3 separate regions of the Mus musculus genome follow, and all the other regions are linked to region 3. A link is a loop called in an ENCODE intact Hi-C map of the cell type or tissue named here. Cell type or tissue: gastrocnemius. All regions are shown on one strand.

Region 1 (8,000 bases), 200 kb before region 3:
ATATCTGAAACCTCTGACTATAACTTGATTAGTATGATACACATTAGAACCAACACCTGGTGTATCCCTTATACACTTGTCTATAGGCACTGCTCTCACCTTTAATGATCTAATAACTTTTTTATATTTAGTATTTGAATTTTCATATGCCAAGGACTCTATCAACATCTGTCTTGCATCATGGTCTGATACAGTTTTGTTCATTGCTGAGACCGATGTTCGTAAAAACTCAGTGACAGCTCCTCCGGAACCATGTATAATCTTTGTAAACCAGGTGGACTTTTTCCCCAGGGCTCCTCAGCTTTGTCCCAAACTCTTAAAGCCACTAAGAAACATTCTTCTATAGTAACATCATCAAGTTGAACCTGTGCTTTTACATCAGAGTACTCCCCTTCACCCAACATCTAATCTTTTTCTATATTCACCCACCTCACTCTATTTCAATGTTCAATATTCACAGCTTTCCCACCCCCACCATGTTAACCATTAAAACTGTGGACCAGTCTCTAGTACAGCTGTTACAAATACCTTCCAAGCTTGAGAAATGAGTCTATTTTGAGTAGCCCAGTTATTTAGAATTTGTCTCACAGAAGGTGAATGCATCCCATATGAAATCATGGCCTCTTTAAATGCCTTAGAGCTATCATTTCTATAGGATGTCATCCTATCTCATCATAGCCTCATTACACCTTTAGCAAGCATATGAGAAAGTTGATGGTGATGATCTTGTAACCCCAGGTTCCTCTCACTCTAGTGACTCCGTTGCTTCTAGATTAACGCTTTCTCTCAAAATGGGCTGCATCATCAGCACATCCTCCCACTTTTTCAGCTTCTCTCTGACCTGACCAACTCCAGCACCATTTCTTTCACCCTTTCCTTCTACAGGAAACCTCCACTCTCTTGCCTTTCTTGCCAGGACTGAGCCTTTTTTGTTTTCTCTTCTCCTGTGAGCCTCGATCCCCAGGTACTTCCACCTCCACCGGCAACCTTTCCAGTTGCATAGACAGCCCCCAAGAGCACCCCCTTCTGTTTCCCATTTCAGCCATCTTTTGTTTCTCATGCCCCTCCATTTCCACCTGCAATATTTCCACCCACTCATCCAATCTTTCAAACTTTTTTTTAAACAAAATATATGAAGAAAAAAGAAAAAAATAACAGAAAAATTTCCTCTGGGAGCAATGTGGAGGATGTCTGGTTGCAGCTCCAATAAACTTTTTGCTTGCCTCTTGAAAAAAATATATTGATTCCTTTGTTCCCTGTCATTTCATTCATGGCATTTGAAATCAAATCCTCTACTTTATTCTTTAACTTCAAGCCCCATGTTGATGTGCTGCTTGTAGCTGGTCTTTGCTACTTTGTGGATTCTTCTTTTTTTCCCACACTTTATCCCCCCAGTTTCACCTCCTATCACTAGATATAAGAGAAAGGATAGAGGGGGGAGAGAGCCCTAAACCTAATTTCTTTCTTTTAGTTTCTTCTTTGAGTGTGAGTACTAACAAACTGCTACTCCCCTGAATGACCACCAACCAACAATCCCACACACACACACACTCCTTTATCAGGGCCCTAGCACTTAGATTCTCTCTGAAAAGTTCCCAGAATTCCAAATATCACACAATCACAGAAACTATCTGCTGCTGACAAAACCACGCCTCTGCTGGAGGGCAAGAGGCAAGCACAGTCAGCTGCCGAGAGGCAGACCCACATTGCCACATCTGATGAAGACAAAAACTGTCCTTATAATATTTCTATGGTTCTTTTTAAAGAAACCAAAACCCAAAATTTTCACTATACTACCCTTCTTCAGTTTGCCAATTTGGAGACAATATGCTAGTAAAATCAGCAAACACCTGACCAATATATTAAACACTGCTCTTACTCATAGTCTCTGAAGTTTAGAATTATTTTTCTTCAATAAAAAAAACAAGTCATTTATCCCAAACAACTGTGCATTGATGCATAGGACCTTCAAAAGAGGTCCTATGGGGAACAATTATATACCAGGTTAGGTTCTATTCATTGCTTTTATGAAGCAAGTAAGTAGCCTAAGACAAGTAATGTAACAATTATCTCAAAGATTAAAAGCTGCTGTATTTCAATTCTTTGTGGGCAGCTTTGATGGCAGATCATCATTGTCAATTTGATTTGGTTTTAAATTATCTAAGAGATACAATTCTGTTTATCATATGATGATAGGTGACTCAATATTTGGCTCCCCACAGATGTTAGGTAGACATGTTGAGTACCAATCAGAAAAGGAAACATAGAGGTCAGCAGTCTACTCAACACCAATGTCTCCTCCAAAGGTATCACCAAGATATGTTCAGTCAGAACCTACTGAGGTACTGGCTAGGAAGCACTAGTTCACAATGTAGCTCCATCCCTGTCTCTGGTTCTCTGAAAATCTCTTCTCTGGTTTGTGCTCACCAGAATTCAGTCTGGGCCTGCAGGAAACAATTATTAACTTGTTACCAGTATTTGAAAGCAGCTGTATGTTTACCACAGTCTGCTCCTTTTTAATTGAACCAAATCTACTTCTTTATATACTTCTTATCTTTCCAGAGTTCCCACAGGATGGTAGAAGCCTGACTCTATCACCTGATACTTTGAGAAAATGAATAAGGTAAAGATAGTCAGATCATTGTCCAGAATAATGAAAGGGGAGATGACATAATGTTTATTTATATTTAGTTTTCAGAGCTAGGCAGGCTAACACAATCCTTTTTAAAAATTCATGTAAAATTTACACTCCCCTAATTAATGAAGGACTAATGCAATATATTAACATCAAGAGTTCAATAAGAATTGAGTGGATAAGAAAACCCATTTGCATTTGAAGATACACCCTAAATTGATCAGTAAATTCAGTTACCCCATTTTAAAGGTTTCTATACGTTAAAGCAAGCAAGAAACAACAACAACAAAGCCCACATCTTTTAAAGAATCACTGACAGGGCATTCTGTGAATGCTCCTTGAGTGCATGTAGTCTCAGCACAAGGGAGACTGAGGCAGGAGGCTCACTAATAGTGCAAAGCCAGTGACTTCCTGGAAAGCCTGGACTATTTACCAAGATCTTGTGTGAAACAGAAACAAAACCATCGAAACCTTAGGCATGATGAAGTATGCCTGCAATCCAGGCACTCAGAAAAGAGGCAGAAGGACTGCTATACATTTGAGGCCTGTTTTCATAGTGAGTCTCAGGCCAGCCAGGGTTACATAACTAGCAAGCCTCTCTATTTAAAATTAAGTATTCATTGAATTAATCAACAAATAAATACCCATTTTTTAAAAAAGAAAAGAAAAAAGTACTTTCTAGAGAGGCATCTTTGCTTGCTCCTGTGTATTTAGAAAGCTCCAAACTGGCTCTAAATTATGTTTTTAAAGATTGGCATTCCCCTGGCTCAGAACCCAGAGACCATAAAGACTCCTCACCACCAGCGGGTGGCAATGTTGTACCTTGGAGCCATTATGGTGCTGTGAAGGCTGGTTCCTCCTGAAAGGTGCAAAGGTCTTCTTATCTCCTTACAAATAGTTAGAGCTTTCTAGGTTGCCCCAAGACATAATTTCTCTGCTGTCCCACAATACCTAAGATAACTGTGTGGAAATAGAGAGGAATCTAAATTAGAAGAAGGCCCTGGAAAGTATCTCTTTAAGTGATTTTACTGTCCAGTCATAATAGCCCAAGGATGTCTCAATCACCACTTCAACATCTGTCTTCCTTCTGGATTATGTTCTTTTAAAAGACAGAGACTCTACACCCTTTGTGGCCAGGAGATGCAGAGTCTATGGATGGCTTAGTATATTTAAATTCTCCAGGGGCAATATGTTCTAGTTAAAAGAATAATCTAAGATCTACAGATCTCTCTATAAATGCTTATAATTAACTCTAATGTCATGGGTGAGTTCTATTACCCAAGGATGCTCATAATAGAATATACCAAGGGAACTCTCTCAAATCCTCTGGTTTCGATTCTAAAGGCTAAAATGCCCTTTACACTGACACGGCCACTCCACGAAAGGGCCATGGCTTAAGCAGTGCAGGTGTTGATCTGGCCTCAAAGCAGTTGCAACAAAATGGGCTCAGTGACTTTTTAATGCAATCAGTGACTTTCCAAAGAACACCACAGCTCTAAAACTGGAACCCAAGAAGACACAAAATCTGAGGAGCTCAGGCACCCCAAACATTGGTAGTAGCCAGCTGTACATCTGAAGCCCTAATGTCCCGAGGATTCAATAGACAGTCTCTAATACAACTGGAAGCAAATTAGATTTTGGCTAATCAGAATAAGCAAAGAGATGTCAAAATTAGCTACCGATCCTTGTGTTTTTTAAGTAAAATTAATCATCTAAAATAGTTATCCAGGGTTGGTTTTTTGGTTGGTTGGTTGGTTGGTTGGTTGGTTGGTTGATTTGTGGGGTTGTTAAAGATCCAATTTTCGATGAGCTCAGATTTTACTAGAGTCCACACTCAGAAGTTACTGTGAGGAGGTGCTGCACAGTTTCTAAGCACACAGCATCCGTTCTGTTCCTCTCACTGCAGACTGGACACGGTTCATAGACAACACCAAAAGGTACCACTTCAGTACAGGTTTTGTTTTTCCTTCATCATTAAAATGTTCACCTTCTTTTGTCTTTTTACAATAACTATATTGCCAAGTGTCACTTGCTGAGTAAACCCAAAGTTCCCTTTGAATAAACCCCAGATTTCAGCGGTGGCCTCAGGAGCAATCAATCTATAAGATGGCTTTACCAGTTGCCAACCTTTTCAGTCTGTTTATAACTTATGAAATGTTCTCTTTGTGTTAATTTTCCCACAGCAGTTTTTAGAATTTCCAAGTGTCAACTTTGGACTGTTTCTTTACTTGTATTATTGAAGTATTTGTACAGCTATGACCAAGGGGTCAACAGAGCAACTTCAAGGTGGGAAGATTTCCTTTGGCTCATGTAACAGAGGGTTTGGTCCATCCTGTAGGCAAGGCATGGCAGAGTGATTCACATCCCAGCAGTAAGGAAGCATCATAAAGAATCCAGGAGGGGCTGGGAACAAAAGACCCCCAAGGACCCACCCCCACCCCAGCACGATGTCCCTAGCTAGACCCTACCTCCGAATGAAGCTCTCAAGCAACACCTTACTGGATGCCAGTCCCCAGCACATGAGCCTTTTAGGGGAACACATTATATCTAAGCCAGAACAGTGATGACTGTACAAAGCTCTATCTCCTTTTTGGGTAATGAAATACTAGTGTAAAGTTACTAAGCCGCATCTCTCTCAACATTTATGAGAAGAAAATCTTGGCTAACTTCGATGACCATAAGCAATGTCCATGCCTTATAGAGTCTGAAAACTACAGGAGGCACAGAACATGACCAAGACATTCCATTTTTTTAGCCTGCTCTTCTGGTTCTTTCTGTATTCCATGCGTAGAGACACATGAAATGTTTTAGAATATACAACTAATATTTCCTCCCATGGTTCTTCCTATTCATTCATGTCCTCTCTTGCTGCAGACTGGCCTCAACGTGAGGCCCTCAATCTGCAGGAGAATCAGAGTTCCGGTTCAGGTGGACAGGGAGTGACAAACAAATACAGACACAAGGGAGTGTTGTATCTGAATGTAATGTGTCAAAGTGAGCATCAGACTTATATATTACAAAAGAAAACAAAGAAGTTAGGTGATACAACAGTTAAGCTACTTTGAAGTTTTCTGACACAAAACAGAGAAAGGCATTCAAAAGACTGGAAGGCACCAGGCAATGTTTACAGTTGAGATAAGAGTAACCCTGCCTAGAGTCAGCTAATGACAGGGACCAGGAGGGGATTTCACACCCTGTCACAGTTTATGTTATTCCTCTGAGCCTTGTGAAAGCTTGCACCAGGGGGTTCTGCTCTAGCAGACCTTTTTCATGAATAATGCAGTACTGTAGTTCTTCCTTAAACCATAGCCCTCCTTTTTCCTAGGCCATGGTAAATTCTTGCATATGGGAGTAACTTGGCTGCTCTTTTAAGTATCTGTAGGGAATGTCCATTTGTCAGAAGAACTCACCAACTTTCTTCTAATATGCAATGTAGTCTGCCATGCCCAACTGTAATGAGAATTCTAAGTTTACTATTTTGAACTAGCCCTGAGAATACTAGCTCCTATCTGGCAAACGGAGATGCCTGATTACTAAATGTCAGCAGTGGGGCATTTCGTCTGGATAAATGACATTCTTACAAAATTCCAAGCCCAGGGTCAGCTCAAGGACTGCCTAGGACATTGGTGAAGGCCAGACAGTAGAATTCAACCTGATTTAGGTTTAGTAAAATCATTTCTTGGAGGCACCTATAATAAAACAATACTGAAAGAAAGCACACAGATCTATACGCTGACTAATGCAGGGACAGGTTTGGAACATTCATGCCAAGGTTCCAGGAGACTGAGTTTCCATGAAACAATTTGCCTCGGGACTGTGTCCAAGCCTTTAGGCTTGTCACGCAGACTTCACTGGAGTGGGTGTGGCTCTCTCTCTCTCTCTCTCTCTCTCTCTCTCTCTCTCTCTCTCTCTCTGTGTGTGTGTGTGTGTGTGTGTGTGTGTGTGTGTATTCTACCTTTCTGCATGCAGCTGTGCATAGGTCTTTCTGTTTAGGCTTCATACACAGAGGTGAGAAGCATTTAAAACCTGCTCCCTGGGAAGATCAATAGAGATATGATGAATTCTTGGTGCTAAATAGGTAGATGATAGAAAATAGACAGATACATACAGAAAGATACATGGAGGATAAAGGGGGCATGTGTTGTTCAATTATATAGAGCTATTTGGTGATGTTAAGTGGATTTGTGACCTTTTGTTGAAAAGAAACTCTTCTGCCCTCATTTTAGATCCCAAAGGATGATCAACCATTCTTTTCTTTGTAGCAGCTCCAAGGTAAGACTAGGGATCCACACTCACCATGGTTTAGACTGAGCATTTCTACGGAGCCTCTAAGAGTCTTCTCGTTCTTAATTGCTAGTTTCCTAGCAGATCCTAAGCTAAATGAACTCGGAAGCTCACTTTGATCAGCCTTGTAGGACACCTCCTTTCCTTCTCCCTTCTTCATCTCTCACTTTAAGTTCCTTCTTAGCATACTTCCTGGATGGTCTTCTAGCCAAGACTATCTATCTTTAACAGGATGTTTGTGTTCTTGTGGCATGACCTGGAACCTGGCTGTCAAGCTCTAGTAACTCCAATGTCTTTCTCTGTCACTCCATCACTGTTACTTCTGACTGCGTAGGAGTCCAGGATAATTTCATTGTAGCACTGTTTACACGAGGGCCCTTTGAAACCAAGACCATTCACAATAGAAAAAGAAGAATAAAGTACACAGAGATGAACTTAACCTAGAAGGCAAGGGACTTGCACACCCAAAACTACAATGAGGTGCTCAAGTAAATTAAAGAAGATGCCAACAAATGAGAAGACATCCAGGGTTTCCTGAACTACAAAGGCATATTTAGATGTCACTGGTTCTCGGAGAAGTACAATCTCTGACAAAAACTCAATGACTTTTTTATAGACATGGGATATTTCATTCAAAAATGTCATTTGGAATCCTAATGATCTCCCAGACGTTTCAGACAGTTTTACAAAAAAACAAAATTAGAGAGAGGCCTCACCTTTCCTGGTTTTACAAATTATAAAGTTACAGTAACCAAAAAGTGTGGTACTGGCATGAAGGTAGTAGTCATACAGATTAATGGAGTAGAACTGAAAGTCCAAAGATGATTCCATATATCTATGGCTAGCTAGTTTTTAAGAAGGGTGATAGCCATGTGTGGTGGTGCACACCTTCAGTCCCAGCACTCAGGAGGCAGATGCAGGTGGATCTCTGTGAGTTTGAAGCCAGCCTGGTCTACAAAAAAAAGTTCCAGAACAGCCAGTGCTACACAGAGAAACCATATGTTGAAAAAAATAAATACAAATAAAATAAAATTAAGAAGAGCGCTAAGATCACTCAACAATGATCTTCAAAATACAGTGC
Region 2 (8,000 bases), 240 kb before region 3:
ATCACTCCCAGAGTCAGAGTCATAGGTGTGTGACCTGCAGTTTCATTGATTCAGAAAGAGGACCCATAGGCGACACCCTCCAACAACGGTTACAAAGGATCTAGGGTGGGCAGATATGGTCACAGCCCCCCTCTGCAGGAGGGACCAATGCTAATTTCCACCCAGTGTGGGAGATAGTGATGCCCCCAAATGGGAGAACTTGGACATGTTATACATTCCCCAAGCCTTATATAAGAGAAACGGGTGGATAATTCTCTGAAAGGTTGTTTCCTTTGGGATATCCGTCCGTGCTTACTGGAAGATGGGTCAGTGTTTCAATGACTTCTCACACTCCCTTCTGCCTTGGGAAGGAAGAGGAAGAAGAGGGAAAGAGAAGTTTTGTCGGGGGTGGGGTGGGGACTCTTTAAGATAAAGAAAGAAGATTCAGATCTTTCACATTTATAAGATTCTATAATTTTGTTGTTTTACTCTTTGTGCTTCAGGAATCTGGTATTTGAATTCCCATGAGATCAGCCATCTGATCTTCCTCTGATCCAAGGATATATTCAAAAGCATCCATCTTCTAAGCTAACTGATCCAAGGAGTGCTGAATGAATGTGGCCTGACTCCAAATGTCACCACAGTTGTCTTCCTGTGAGCTGGAGGCTGCCATTGCTAGATTCATTCTTTTTTGGCACAATAATTGTATCTTATTGTGATCAGAAAATCAAACCTACAAATGACCCATATTATCCAGGACGATATTATCAACGAGTCATGTCATATCAAGTGTAAAATGGTGCACTCCTTACCTGCTACAGACTAACCCCCTTTTTGGGTCTCTGGTTGCAGGTGGGTGACGGAGTCGGCGAATGACAAACAGACACAACACGAGAGAATGTGTTGAATCTGAGTGTCTCATACAAATGAACACCAGACTTTTATACAGAAGAAAAACAAGAAAAGTCAGGCGAACACATCCCCCGAGTTACAGTGACACAAAACAAAAGGAATGTATACATCAAAAGATGGCCGCTGTTTACCACTAAGAAGGGAGCCAGGTGTAATGCTAGTCTATTCTTAAGCCCACAACTATGGGGGGGGGGGGGGGCGGTTCTTAGTAAATGCCTGATTATGTTGTTCCTTTGGGCCTAGTGAAGAAACCTGTCTCAGGGGGACTCCCTAACTCTTTCATGGTTAACCCACCTATCACTAAGCCATTATGTATTCCCTTGTTTGGGTGAGACTCGGCTACTGTCCTAAGTAATCACTCTGCAGACTAGCCCTGAGCTATTCTAGCTCCATTCTTTGTAGTGCCTAATTAGTTTCTGTACTGGAAATAAATTTGAATGTTACTGAATAGGTAACCTTCTCACTGAATTCCAAGCTATTCAGCTTCAAGGATTTTCTAGGTTGCTGGAACACTGGTAGAGGCTCACCTATGTTAAAATTCAATTTTTAAAGGCACTTATAATAAAACAATACTGAAAGAGAGCACACACCATACTAACTCGGGGATAGGGTTTGAGTATACAGGCTATGAGAATGCCAAGGTTCCAGGAGGCCGAGTTTCCTTGAAACTCTTTGCCTCGTGACTGCCTCCAGGCCTTTTGACCTTGATAGGCAGACTTCACTGGAGTAGGCATAGCACTTACCTGAGAATCATCTTGCATTTTTAAAAAAGACTCTCTCAATCCTTTCTTCACTGAATTAGTCCTGCCCCCTGAGTACCTGAGGAAGGGCCAGGTGACATTTGCTTTTCTGGACTTAAACCTGACTAATGTGAAACAGGAGATGAGAAAGAACAGAATGCCAAATCCCTCCTTTCTTCCATTAATATTTCTCCTCAAAACCCTCCAGAGAAATCACATGTTTCAAAGGCAGATGTACAGCACCACTTCTTTCCCTGGGGATGTTAAGGTCAGAAATGTCTCCCACAGACTCATGTGTTCAAACACTTTATCCCAACTCAGTGACATTGCTTTGGGAAACTGTGGAACCTTTGGGATAAAAGGCATTGCTGACAGAGATGGGTTACAGGTTACATCCCAGCCCCACCAACTTTTGGTTCTATTCTCTGCTTTCTGGTTAACCAAGATGTGAAGACATGCTCCAAACACCAAGCCACCCCAGCCTGTGCACTTTCCCCACTGAAGACTGTCCTCTGATACCGCAAACATAATGAACTCTTCCTCCCTTAAGCTGCTCTTCTGTTAGGCATTTGTCACAGTAACAGGGAAAAAGGTAAGACAGGGAGTTAGAGCCAGCATGGCACATCGTACTCTACAGGGTCACGTGTTCCCAAATCCACCTCTACTTCTGTCATCCACACTGTGCTGAGCATGACTCAAAAACCATGGCCACAGTTTACTCTGTGTTCTTCCACAAGAGCAACACTATGGTTGTCCCTCTGACAGCCTTTCAAAATGCCCCAATAAATAGCACTCTTCTTTCTGTGTAGGACCCTAGGCTCATACTTGTTGGAGAAAAGAGAAACACTATGCACACATATGGCTAATATCAACCTTTTAAAAAGCAAAGTTCTAAGAAATTGCCTATGATAAGAAACAATTATATATATATGGTTATTACAGCCAAGATTTGCACCTTTGTCCTGGTAGGCTTTGCCATGAGGTAGGCACCTGCTCAGATAAGGCTAACAACAGTAGGGGAGAGAGAATTCGTGTTCTCCTACTGGCAGTGTAAAGTCAGTTGATTCAAATACACACCAATAGCCTCCCCAAGTTCCATAGCTTGGTAAGTCATCCTACTATGAGTGATGGGACCAAGAGAGGCTCAGAGTTATGGTAGCAATCTCCTTCCATGCAATATAGAGGTAGGAGAGAATTCCCATTGCATAGCTGATTTGCTCTTAGGAAACTTAATGCTAACACAAAAGTCTATGCTTTTCGGTGAATGAGAGCTGTCAAGGGCAAAATAAGCAACCCTTGAATCTAGTGAAGGGACTGTGTGTCATCCACAAGGAAGACAGCAGTGTTACAGAGCCTTCAGAATGGTTCCCGAGGTTTCTCTGTTAAATGGATGAAAGCTGGACACTTAAAACTGACTACTGCAAGGCATATGGACATCTGGGCCTTTGGATGGAACGCAGCTTCCAGAAGCCAGGTGAATTGTACCACCCTAGCAGCAAAGTGGCTTCCATCAAGAGCAACTAGAGCAGTGGTTCTCAGCCTTCCTAAGGCTGCAACCCCTTAATACAGTACCTCATGTTGTGGTGAGCCCCAAACAAAATCATTTTTGTGACGACTTCATAACTTTACCTTTGCCAATGTTAAGTATCAGAGTGTAAATATCTGTGTTTTTCAAAGGTCTCTGGCCACATCTGTAAAAGGGGCATTTGACCCCCAAAAGGGGATTATGACCCACAGGTTGAAGACCATTGATCTAGAGCATTCTCAACAGAACCTTAAAAAGCCCAGCTGACCCCCACAGAGAAGATTCAGTGCAGCGACCTGAAGAATTCATGGGGGAACTGGGTATCATGGGGGATGTGAACTCGTATGCCAAGACGGCACACCCAAGGCAGACCTCATCAGGGCAGAAACTGCAAAACTGGGGGCACAGACAGTGGCAGTGGCCAGGTCACACACTGGCAGCCAAGATAGGTGGGAAGGGGGCTACAGAGAAGGGGGTGCGGGCAAGTCTGCAGAGAGCAAGAAAGCAAAGAAGGCTGTGGATGTAAGGAAACTGAAGGTGCTTTTGCCGGGAAGCCGAGAACGGAAAAGAAACCATTAAAACTATGTTTTATTTCGTAAAGATCAAATAATTTGGGACAGCTTATTTGAATAAAGACCAACCAAAGATCCAATAAGAGGGGAAAGCGAAAGAAAAACCTAATTCTTGGGTTTTGAACATGGATGTTCACAACTCCTGAAATCTCTCGGGATTCTGTTCTTTCAAACATAAACTCAACTGTGCATGCGGGCTTAGGTCTGCAATCTCAGTAATGAACAGAATATTCCTCTAGGGGGAGCCATGCCCTTGTTGGTTTATTTAGAGTTAATCCCTCTGGGCAGGTCAGGGGCCGGCCTAAGGAACCACTCCTATGAAGGCAGCCCCCCCCACCCCACCCCCACACACACACACACAAGGTTTTCACCCCTCTAGAGCAGCCCCCCCACCAGCCGCCCCCAGGTTAGCCAGGGAAGGCCTGCAAAATTTTCTGAGTTCTGTAATGACTCCCTTTGTCTTTTCTTCTGTCATTTTTTTCTCAGAGGCTGGCCACAGCTACATACACTTTCAGACTCCCTAAGGTTTGGGTCTTCCCCACTCTTTCTAGTGGATGTGTGTAGGTGTTGAAAGGCATAACTGATGGTGCCCAACCTCTGCCATCTCCTGACTCTCTAACATCCTTGGCTGAGACATCCTCCCCAGAGGTCCCTATGATAATAATCCAGTAGTAAGTTTCAAACACCCAGCAAGATGCAGAGACAGACTCTGTATCCGGGCCAAGTACTCTCTGTGCCTTGGTTTCTCCTTTGTATAGCCAAGGTCGCTGACTCTGCGCCTCTGAGATTTTTCTGACAGACTCAGCTTATATGGTAGAGGCTTTCCACGTGATCATTGCAAATAATTTATCATTTTTTGTTTCTTTGGTAGTTACCAACCTTACTTAGAATAGCGTAGGTCTTTATTGGTATATTCTTTATTTAACAGTAACTGACAGTATCAATGATCAGTTTATAACCTTTATCCTTGGATGTTCTGTGACAATAGACAAAATTCTTGTAAGCATTTCTCTTAAAATAGCCACTACACTGGGCTCCAGAGATGGCTCAGCAGTTAAAAGCATTGCACTAGCTGCTCTGCCTGAGGACCCAGGTTCAATTCCCAGCACCTACATGGTAGCTTATAACCATCTGTAAACCCACGGTACACAGACATGCGTGTTGGCAAAACACCTGCACACGTAAAATAAAAATAAATGTACTACAGGGACATTGCAGAGTGACAATGACTCTCCCAAGACTCTCCTAGCTGTGACCTGGGAGTTGGCTTTGGCAGTGAAGCATGTGTGGTGCTCTCAGCCTCAACCTTGGACCCAGAAAACTGGGAAAGCCCAGGAATTTTTATGACCTCAGCCTGTAAATTTCTCTGGCCCTCTGAATATGGAACCCAGCATTGTAGAACCCCTGGATGCTGACCCAGTCAGGCCCCTGTGCTTCACATCTGGAGCCTAAGGGCTCTCCCAGCCCCAGGTTCACACCATTGTGGCTGGCATCACCTGCCTCTCCCATGCTCTGCCTGTTGTCTCCTGCTTGTCTAGTAACTGCTGACTAGAACTGGATCAGACAAACAGGCAAACTACTCTGTTGTAGAGTGTGATAAACTTTCTCGGCTGGGTGCTTGCCTTTAGCACTAGGAAAATCATCGAAATTTTTCTATACAGCTTACAGATTCTTATATATACTCTTTTCCATTTAACTTCTCTATTAAATATATCATTTATTTTCTACCTCTTCTAGACTGACATATTAGCTTAGTTGGGGAAAATACTATCTTCATTAAAAATGTTACTTCTACCATAAATTCTCAATTAATTAATCCCTTCATTTATTTGATAAATATTTATTCAATAATTACTTAAGGATAGACTAAAGTAAATAAGGAAATGTGAGTCTTATATTTTAATAATTGGTATTCTTTTTCCTTTCTTTATAATGTCTTATTTGTACCTGTTTTTCTGCTAGAATTGATACTGTTCTAATTTTAATGAATTGCCTTTAAATATTAAAAATGCTAACTTTTGGCGTACTTGTGGGAATACAGTCCCAAGAGCAGAGTTAATATCTTGATTTTGTGTGTTACTTTAAAATAACACACTGATGAAGCGTCACTGGCCATGTCAGTTGAGTACTGGATTGTGTGACATGAGAATCGGCCATAGTCAGCTGTTCTGACCAGGGAAGGAGGGGTTTCAGTCAACTGGTGCTTTGTGCCAAAAGGTTTGGGTGCTGGTTTGGGGAATGATGTGTGAACTAGACCTGGAAGAAGGCATAAATAACCAGTTACTAAGCACCCTGAGCATTTGACATCTGCTGGGTGTCCCGCAAGCAGCCAGCATCTACCTTTGACCAACAGCTCAGTGGGTGATGAGCTGCAGTGCACAGTCCTAAGGCAGCGTTGGGTTTCCCAAGAGGAAACATGGCTTCTGGTTTGGATTTCTAGCTGTGTCTGAGCCAGCCATGTGAAGCGAGCCAGCAGGCAAGCACCCTCCATGGCCTCTGCATAATATTTAACGTGATATTTTTTTCTTTCAAGCTGATTTGCCAAGTAGGCTCTCTCCCTGTCAAAGAGAACACGTCATAATGTTTCTACCTTCCCAAAACATTATTACTAGCTTGATATTGAAAATCAGATCTCAGCTTATCAACCAAGTATATCTTTATACCCCAAATACCAGATTATATTTTATGTGTTATAAGAATGTTATAGTCAATGAAGTATCCTCCCAGGCTATAGAATGTCGTTTTGTTTTCTTGCTTGCCTAATTAGGTAAAGGAAACTTTGAATCTGACATTTGAAGACGCAGAGATTCGTTCAGATTCAGCTACTGAAAATCACGTCTTTGTCTCACTAAGCCTGACTGTGCTGAAATTTTCATCCTGTATATTGAGATCTCATTTTCCCCAGTGCTGGCTGGTTTTGAATGTCAACCTGACACAGCTTGAGTCATCAGAGAGAAAGGAGCCTCAATGTCACCCTGAGAGCCAGCTGTAAGACATTTTCTCACTTAGCAATCAATGGCGGAAGTCCCAGTCCATTGTGAGTAGGCCACCCCTGGGCTGGGAGTTCTATCAGAAAGCAGGCTGGCTTGTGAAGCAAGCCAGTTAGCAGCACCCTCCATGGCCTCTGCATCAGCTCCTGCCTCAAAGGTTCCAGCTCTGTTTGAGCTCCTGCCCTGACTTCCAGAGATGGACCCTGATCTGGAAGTGTAAGCGGAATAAACCATTTCCTCCCCAACTTGCTTTTAGGTCATGGCGTTTTCATCACAGCAATAGAAACCCTAACTAGGACACCCCTCAATTTCTCAACTTGAAATCAGTAGTGGAATTTCCTTCCCTGAGGAAAAAAAGAAAACATGTCAGAATATGAATTCCTGAGCGCTGAGTGGCTATACCTACATGACATGTCCCATCACTAACTTGTCTAAGTTCACCACCAGATGTAGACATCAAACCTTTCATAAACAAATAGGATCTAGTGGGCTAAGGCAGTCATTAGTGCCATCTTGATCAGTCAATCAAACCAGCTACTGTGCATAATGTCTACCGATCTGTACTGTGCTTCGGCTGATTTTTTTTTTTTTTTTTTTTTTTTTTTTTTTTTTTTGCTGTGCTGTAAACTCCGTGGGAATCTGTTAGCTGTGTTTCCAGGGAGAAGAAAATAGAGTTTTAAAAATCTGTCTTTAAAAAAAGAACTTGTGAAAATAAATAGAAAGAGTTCTCTCAGCAGGTTGAAACTGTATCCCCGGCAGCACCACCTGTGAAAGCAATCTTCTTTGTCACTCTGAAGGAAGTTCTGAGTCCCTTGACATTATTACATTGTTGCTGCCACACTGATACGGTGGGAGAATCTCTTCAATTGGCTCAACAATATCCTTGTTTTTCATCCTACAGATGACATTGTTTTCTTTCGGTGGTTGTTGCTTTAATTATTCACTCGGTTCTGGATCTGCTTGTAAAGTGAAGGGTGAGCAAGAAGTCTCTTTCTTGGCATAACTTAGAGTTCTGTGAATGTTGGGGAACTTTCAAGATGTGCGCCTACAGGAATTCAGCAGTTAAGCATCTCCTGGGAGGAAAGGGAGCCTGGGGCAGAGCTGGGGGGGGGGGGGAGGGATAAATTGGTAACACTGAGGAATAGAAGACTAGCTGGCTATTCAAGACAGCTAAGGTTTATACGGTCCATACAGAACCTCCCTCTTCCAACTTTTCCACCTTCCAAGGGTCAGGTGTGGGTCCAGAAGCATTTCATTAACTCTTTATTCCCCGCCTTGGTCT
Region 3 (8,000 bases):
TGCACCACCACTGCTCCACTTACGAAGATTGCTGTTTTTAAAGACTTAAGTTGTTGACATTTTTCTGAACACACATAACCACACCAGGGACAGATGATTCTAGAGACTGGTTGAGGAAGCACTTTATCCAGAATGTCTTCAACTTTAAATTACTTTAATTGACTCCACCTTGTTTTGATTTTCAAGAATAGCAGGGTGTTTGTTGAAGGGTGGCATTTCCCAGAGCCTCATGCAGTCCCAGAACACACATCCCAACCATGTCAGCGACCACCACAATGACAGAAGTCCTCCTACAGAGCTGAGGAAGCTGGAAGGGTCCTGCTAGTTTGCAGGGTGGGCTTTGAACCCACAGCCCTGTGCATGCTAGACATTCACTCTACCGCTGAGCTGCTCCTCCGCCCGGCTCATTATGTCATCTAGGCTCTCGTGATCCTCCTGGCCCAGCTTCCTGACTGTCTGGGACTGTGGATGTGTGCTGTCACACACCCAACCAGGTCTTTTTAATATCTGCCATTTATGAGGTAGAGTTTTTACACGACTTAGGACTATCTTAAACCTATTCCTTCTAGTTGCTTTATTAAGGAATAGCCTAGGCATCCAGTGTTTAGCACTAAAGCCATTAATGTATTTGTGCCTAACTTCCCAGTGTGACATGGAGGTGGGGGCTAAAGGTAGACACTGGGCAGACAGGAATTGGCTGAGCGCCGTTAGAGGCTGATCACTAAGTGTGCTCACAGGAAAAGGGTTGAAGTTTCAGAGCATGGGCACCCAGATCATTTATAGCGGTTACCACACAGTGCCTAGGAGGAGTTGATATGCACTTAGTTGGATGCAGTTTCACCTTTTACTCTCAGAAGGTTGTTTATATTCTACTTGCTGATGTGTTATCATTTATATTTTTATACTGGGTAGTCCTTTTCTGTGTTCTTTCACATGTATAATCCTCGTGAGACTGTACATGCTTTGCTCTGGTATATTCAGTTGCCTCCTTGGCAAAACCAGCCTGGAATTGCCAAAATGCCGGAAGTGAAGGGAGATGGTGAAAGTCGGGCACAGGAAGGCCAGGTCAGGGGCAGAGAGACCAGAATTCACACTACAAGGCTGGCACCATTGCCATTCAAGTTGGACGTCAAAGCCTGATCCCAGTTAGGACTGAGTTTTCTATGTATATATCTGCCAGGAAGTTAACACTTGCTGAATTTCTCATCTTCTCACAGTAAGCAGTCTAGTTATGGGACTCTATCCATGTTCAGCTGTGACTTCCCTCATATCAGACAGTGGTGCTGTGAACGTTGCAGTGTGAAGTCTGTACTGGCTAGGGATGGTAGCCCAGCGTGAGTTCAGGCATGAACATAGAGGCCACTGAAGGAAGAGCCTCCTGGAAGCAAGTTGGCACGTTAAATCCCAGACAGAAAGTGTCCCAGGGAGCCAGGGCCTCCGCCAGCAGGGAGGGGGTGTGCTCACTGCAGGAACGTTCATTTAGAAGATGTACCATGGAGCACCTCCCTTTGCTCTAAGAGAAAACCCATCTTAAAGTTCATCTTGAATACAGACTTCGCTCGAGCATGTTTTAGAATAATCTGGATGCTGTACCTTGTACCTTAGGTAGCAGAGAAAGTAATCTGGCGTCTTTCTGTAAAACCGTCTAATAAAGCTAGTTCTGCCCGTGGGCTCGTATTCTTTCGTGTGTAAAAATGTAGTGTAAGGCGCACCAGAGAGCAGCCTGGCTTGTGGCCAGGGCTAGTCCACTGCTTCCCATGCAGTTGCCTCTCGAGGACTCAAAGAAAAAGGAAGGTTTAATGCTGAGTCGCCGTTACAAAACCTAGCGTTCCCATCTTTTCCTCACTCAAACATAAAATCTCAGTCCTTTGAAAAGCATGAGTCACTACTCGGGGGCACAGAGAAGCAGAAGTAGGAAAAGTGCAGCCCCTGCCCCCCTCGTTCTCCCGCCTTCAGATCATTCCATCTCTGCACAGTTCTGCTGTGGTCATCAGCTCGGCCAGGATGGACGGTTTCGGGGGGGTTTTGTTTGTTTGTTTTTGCTTGTTTGGGTTTGTTTTGTTTTGTTTTTCTGTTTGTGGTATTTTGGTTTTTTAAGACAGGATTTTTCCGTGTTGCCTTGGCTGTCCTGGATCCGCCTGCCTGCTGTGCCACCACTGTCTGGTGAGACTGTAGTTCTTATTGTGAACTTAAAGGGTTAAAGAGGTAGAAGGATTTACTGGACTGTAGTTTTTGATTTTTTTTTTCCTCAACCCTAATTGTAATAATGGTTCTTAAATGCTTTAGCCTCCCTTGTAGCCCACCACCCACCAGAGGTAGTGGAAAAGAAAGGATGTGGGGGAAGTGGACCTGTTTAAAAAATGGTTCTTTGGAGCAACTCCTGTGTGCACTGTCAGAAAATCAGCTGTTCAGTTGACAGGTCAGCAGTGGCAGCTCCATCCACTCGCAAACATGTCAAGGCTACACCAGCAGTCCAGGTCGGTAGTAGTGTCAGGATAGCAGCAGCAGTGGCATAACTAGCAGGAATGGCCAGGCCTCGGCCTCAGCACAAGTCAAGCAGGAAGAACTCGAAGTTCTCAGCTGTGCCTCTCAGTGAAACGAAGATATGTAAGGCCATCACCATCCGTTGAGTCCTGTATATACTCCCTCCAAATATCAAGTGTCCTCGGGCCTGGGCTCACCTCGGGTCTTGTGTGTGAGTCTGTATCAGCTGACATCACTCTGCCAATCAGCCCGCGTCTGCGGAAGCTGCAAGCCACCAGAACCACATCAGAAGTTTTTAGTGTTTCTCTCTATGGAGGCCCAACAGATGGAGTTCAACAACACTTGAGGCATGTAGTGAACAAAGAACCCATCACCTGCCCGTTCACATGCATTAGCAAAGCATCCTTTCACCCGTGTCCACTTCAGCGAAACGTTCCTTCTCGTGTCTGCTTTAGCAAAACATCCAACACAGCTGACTTTCCAAAGAACACTTACGTTTCCACTTCATGGGACACTATCAAAGCTGTTAAAAGTAGGACTGCTAATTAGACATCACATACTATTTTTAAAGCTGTCTCTTTTTTTCTACTCACATAATTAGTAAATTATGGCATAAATTTAGACCTAGTAATCATAGGATGCCTCATTGTTATAGACATATATTAACCAAGTAGAACAAGCCAGTAGACTTTAGCCTATTACGTTCATTCTTCTGTTTCATGTCCCTGAGTTTCTTTTAAAAGCAAGTTTTTAACACAACTTCTGTCTAGTAAAGTTTTTAATGAGATAAGTAGAATCAATAAGCTGCAAAAAAAAAAGTAAATAAAAAGTAAAGGTCAATTATTAAAAATAACCTCTTGGGCTAGCTTTCGGCTATAGGTACTGCTGGTAGGTTACTTTGCCCAGGTAAGATTGCATTTTTCAAATGTGCCTTTCGATGAGTTAGAACACAGCCATCAAATGGCAAACGGTATAAGTAGTTCATAGACAAAAGTTTGTTTTCCTGTCACATGCAGATTAGCATATGCTCACTCAGTTAACGAGGAAAAGGTGATGGCAGGCTCCAGATGTTACTCGGTCTAACTCTTAGGGCTTTTTGCCACCTGTAAGCTCCCACAAACTGGTCAGTTTTGGTTTTGTTGTTGTTGTTGTTGTTGTTGTTGTTGTTTTCCTTTTACTTAACCAGTTGTCAATGCTGGTGAGGGAGGGTTGGGATGGAAATGTACCAGGCTGGTTGGGTAGGAATTCTTAGTCCTGTGATTGCTCGCTTAGTCTGGTTGCTGCAGACTGCAAGTGCTGCTACGTAAGCAGGACAATGTGACGTGCCAGAAAGAAAGGGATGTTGGAGGGGTTGGAAGCTCTGTAGCCTTAATGCTTGTGTGTGATAGACTTTAAAGCAAATGCACTTTGCTAGCCTGGCGCGGCAGTAGGCATTAGGCATGGCTTCTTACACCTTTGCTCTTAGCTGTACTCCACGTGCGCACAGTTCTCTCTCCTTTCCTGCCACCACCACCACCACCACCACCACCACCACCACCACCCGTGCAGTTTCACATGGAAGCTTGTACCTGTGTTACCTCTGTAGTAAGTTGCATGTGCGAAGTATAACCAAAGCGATCATGTTTATGTTGACCCTGCCATAAATGTCTTACTATATCATCTCTAACCCTTTAAATAAATCTGAGAAAGAAGCTGCTGTCTTTTCTGTCTGCGGTCACCACCGTCTTGAGTGTCGTCATGTATGGCGTTTCAGCATTTATCAGTACTGGTGTTGGTTAGCATGGGTCTTAGTATAGATGATATTTTATGAGGGTTTTATGACTTGTTAAATGCTCTTTTAGCATAATGGACTAGGAGCTAGAATAAACTGGTACACAGTGTTGGCCTCAATAACAGAAGACATGACAGTAGCCGACAGTTTGCATACTTACTACATAAATTCTGGAATCCCAGCATCTTCATCCCAGTCCATGGTCCCTTGTGCTCAGGGACCAAATATAGAGGTACTGCGCCACCTTGTGGCTTGTCAGTGCCTGTGCTGCTGTATGTCCATGTTTGCCTCGCCATAAAGCTAAGTTGGCTAGTTAGGTAAGGAAAGGTCGTGGCTACTAAAGTCTAATCTAAACATGGTGGATCACACCTACAACCTAGTCAAGGAGTGAATCTCACCCCTTCAAATCTATAGTGAGCTTTATACAAAACCCTCTCTTTGGAATATTTGGTTAAGTCCCACACTACTACAAGCCCAGCTTGCCTTCTGATGTAGTCTCCCAGCTGATTGACTGCACTGTGTACATGGATAAAAGTCCTTCCTGTTCAAAAGGATTATCATCCTGCTTCCCTAGAGGGAAATGGTTCTCTTACTGAGGATTGTTCAGCCTCCTACTGCTTGCTTTTTCTTAAAGGAATATATAAAGATTCTCCCACAAACTGCATACGTGTTCTCCCATACAAAGGGCTCAGTGTGGGTGTTTGGGTAGGGTTGTCACCACAGGAGAGTGGAAGATGTTCTGAGTTCTCCATTTTATTGACTCTGAGAAGGACATTCCAGCATTTGAGAGATAAGTAGACCAAGGGAGATGAGGGACCATTTGGGAATGTTTCTTTGCTCTGGGTGAAGTCTGAAGGGGGCTGAGAGCAACAGAAAAATGGAACAGAGACATCAGGCAAAACTGACCAATCAGACCAAGACTCCTGAGAAAGAAAGGCAACCAGCCTAGGGGAGCGGGGGAAGGAGAAGGGGGGTCGGGGACAAGCGAGTTGTGAGACTGGATTCATCTAGACAGCTTTCACCACTGAACCTGTCTCTGGGTCCAGCAAACCCAGCCTCCTCCCTAGGGAAGCAACCAGGAAGGTTTTGATGTCAGGGCCCATGCCGAAGCCAACAAGGCCATCTATAAGAGCTGGGGGAAGTGGAGCTAGCAGCAGGGACCACAGAATACACCCTAGTCAGGGAATCTTCAGTCACTACTGATGGCCAGGAGCTGAGAACTAGTCCACTTCCTCTTTCAGGGAAATTAGAGTCACATAGACATCTCCCAATTACAGCCATACACCACACAAGCCTCCCTCTCCTAATTGTAGTCATACATATAACACACACACACACACACCTCTTCCAAGACTGCTGGCCTCCTCCAAGGTTCTGGGTCCCTCCAACCTGAACAATCCTATCTCTACTTGGATGCTGTCAGGGAAAGTGGCACCAACAGGGTGGGGGAGCAGGAAAATGTGTTCTCAGTAATAACTGGCCAGCCCACGCCTTCCTGTGTTCAGCCCTTTTTAGTCAGAGACCCACCCCGAAGCTAAAAACGGTGCAAAGCCATACTTAGAAAGAGCTGGGGCGTTGGAAGGTAAGCAGACCTGGTACAACCTTTCAGACACTCACCCTACTTGAGATGGGGGGAAAAAAGGTTGCTGTTGTTCACAGAGGACTTGCTGAACCCAGCTCAGCGCTGTCAGCACTGGCTTTCATCTCTCAGTCACGAGTGAGTGCGTGTGCGTGTGCGTGTGCGTGCGTGCGTGCGTGCGTGCGTGCGTGCGTGCGTGTGTGTGTGTGTGATTCTATTTCCCCACTTTACAGATTTAGATAAACAAGGCCTAGGAAATTATTAAGCCATAGGTGAATAGGCAGCCAGTCTGAGACTTATAAATGGGTTATCTCAACACTCTTGCTCCCAGCAACTATGGTCTGCCTTAAAAACTGCAGAACAGGCCATTCCAGAACGGAGGACAAAGTTTGGTAAACTTATCTGAAAAAGCCCTGCGTGAAGGCGCTCGGTTGAGTCTGGCAGCCCGCCAGGCGCTCTTGTTCACTACGGCAGAGTTGAAAAGCTGTGGCTGGAGCTTGCATACCCTGTGGGCATGGTCTCAGCAATGGCAGAGCAGTCTGTCCATTGCCTACCGTGGACAAGCTCCAAGGAGCAGTTTCAGAGTCCTCCAGGGATCGACCTGCTCAGGGGTCTTCCCGTCCCTCCATGCTTCCCCGCTCCCTTCCCAGTTCCACCTGGAGTAGCCCTTCAGTCACTGGACCTGTATTTGTCCCCTGGTTTGTTTCTGGGGAACTTAAGTGACCATCCCTGACCTCACTTCTATAAAACAGCAGCCTTCCAAATTGTGACAGAGGAGGTACAGTCCTATACTTGCGATGACAGTGACCAGCAGAGCAAATGAGGGACCTCCATGATGGTTACTTGATGGTACTTGGGCTCATGCAAAGTGACAAATTCACGGAACCTCAGTTCACCAAACTTCCAGGATTCGTGGAAGGCCTATCTAGGTGCCACACTTAACACCCAGTGGGCACTGGCTCCATTTGGATAACTGCCCAGGTCCTGTCAGCCTAGCACCTAACTTCCTGCTTCTACACCTGACACAGCTGAACCCCGACCCATGCCTTCCATCAAAACCACCTGCCTTCAAGAGACTAACACACACACACACACACACACACACACACACACACGTTTGCTTCATAGACTGTGTCTAAGTGATGCTGGCCACGGAAGTGATTTCTGACTGACCGAGTTGGGCGTGTCCATTTTAACACTTAGCTCCCATCAGTAGCAAGCCAAGAAAAAAATCATGAAATTGAAATAAAAGAATGTTTCATTGAATGTGTAATAAAACATAATGTCAACACCATTCTCTTGGAATTTACAGAGATGTTATTCATGTATGAAACATTTACAGGTGTAGTTAGAACTGGTGGCTTTCTTGTTCAAATTAACCAGTGTCCTAAGCCACGTTGGTGGTGCATGCCTGCAATCACAGCATGTTGGACACAAAGGTCAGAGGCTAGCGAGTTCATGGCATGTTCAACAGCATCAACTGCCCCCCCTCCACTCCCAAATGTTTCGTGATTCCTAAGAAGTCATAAATACTTTCAACTTTCCCTAGTTGAATACCAATACTTTCAAAAACAACATATTAAAAACCTCAAAAAATGTTATCTATCTCTCTTTCTTAATTAGAACTTGGGTGGTCCTTGTTATGACATTGGAAGATGCAATACATTTTTAAAATTTTTTTCCAACATACACTAAAGTGCGTCTGAAAATATTACAAGTCAGAATGATTTCTTACAAATAGTCCAAATAGTCATCATGTTTGATGAATTTTATTTACATTAAAAATCAGAGCTCAGAAGAAAACATATATATATATATATATATATATAGAGAGAGAGAGAGAGAGAGCAAATAATACAGAGTATTTGCTCAGAAATGAAGGCCTTTGGGTGGATCATGCCCACCCCCTCACCCCACCCCTGATGAAGAGATAAAAGGATGTCCCGTGGAGCTAGTCCAGAAGATGTCCTGACTCGTCAACTAGGAGGCTGTTGCCAAGCTTGTGTAGAAATCAACAGCCAGCAAGTCTGTCATTTTTCCTGGAACTCCTTTTTATTTCCTGGAGGACAAGACAGCCGGTGGATAAACATATCTCGGAAGAGGATGGACAAACCCCTTAATATATGCTGATACATAGAGAAATGTGCAGCTTCGTGTCTAAGTACA

Evidence for each region. A loop is a pair of places that touch in the nucleus more often than their neighbours do. Peaks named below come from ENCODE experiments on the same cell type or tissue, not always from the same donor. Only the 100,000 strongest peaks of a DNase experiment are listed, where the experiment ranks them.
Region 1: a loop joins it to region 3, with 11 times the contacts of the local background. A loop is called at or near these places in 28 of 42 quality-filtered maps.
Region 2: a loop joins it to region 3, with 9 times the contacts of the local background. A loop is called at or near these places in 14 of 42 quality-filtered maps.

The regions. Positions count from the first base shown.
Region 1 is chr13:112,305,384-112,313,383 of GRCm38, forward strand. All of the region lies in intron 1 of Ankrd55 (ankyrin repeat domain 55), which reads left to right. Among named protein-coding and RNA genes, the nearest start is that of Ankrd55, 21 kb to the left of the region's middle. In gastrocnemius, a CTCF peak has its summit at 3,437 (motif pointing right); a DNase peak (open chromatin) is centred at 3,454.
Region 2 is chr13:112,268,102-112,276,101 of GRCm38, forward strand. No RefSeq gene overlaps it. Among named protein-coding and RNA genes, the nearest start is that of Ankrd55, 16 kb to the right of the region's middle. In gastrocnemius, a CTCF peak has its summit at 3,957 (motif pointing right); a DNase peak (open chromatin) is centred at 4,015.
Region 3 is chr13:112,505,173-112,513,172 of GRCm38, forward strand. It overlaps Il6st (interleukin 6 signal transducer), which reads left to right. Exons shown (of 17, transcript NM_010560.3): 17 at 1-1,688. Among named protein-coding and RNA genes, the nearest start is that of Il6st, 45 kb to the left of the region's middle. In gastrocnemius, no CTCF peak of the experiment used is centred here; DNase peaks (open chromatin) are centred at 1,390, 1,734, 4,502, 6,309 and 1 more place.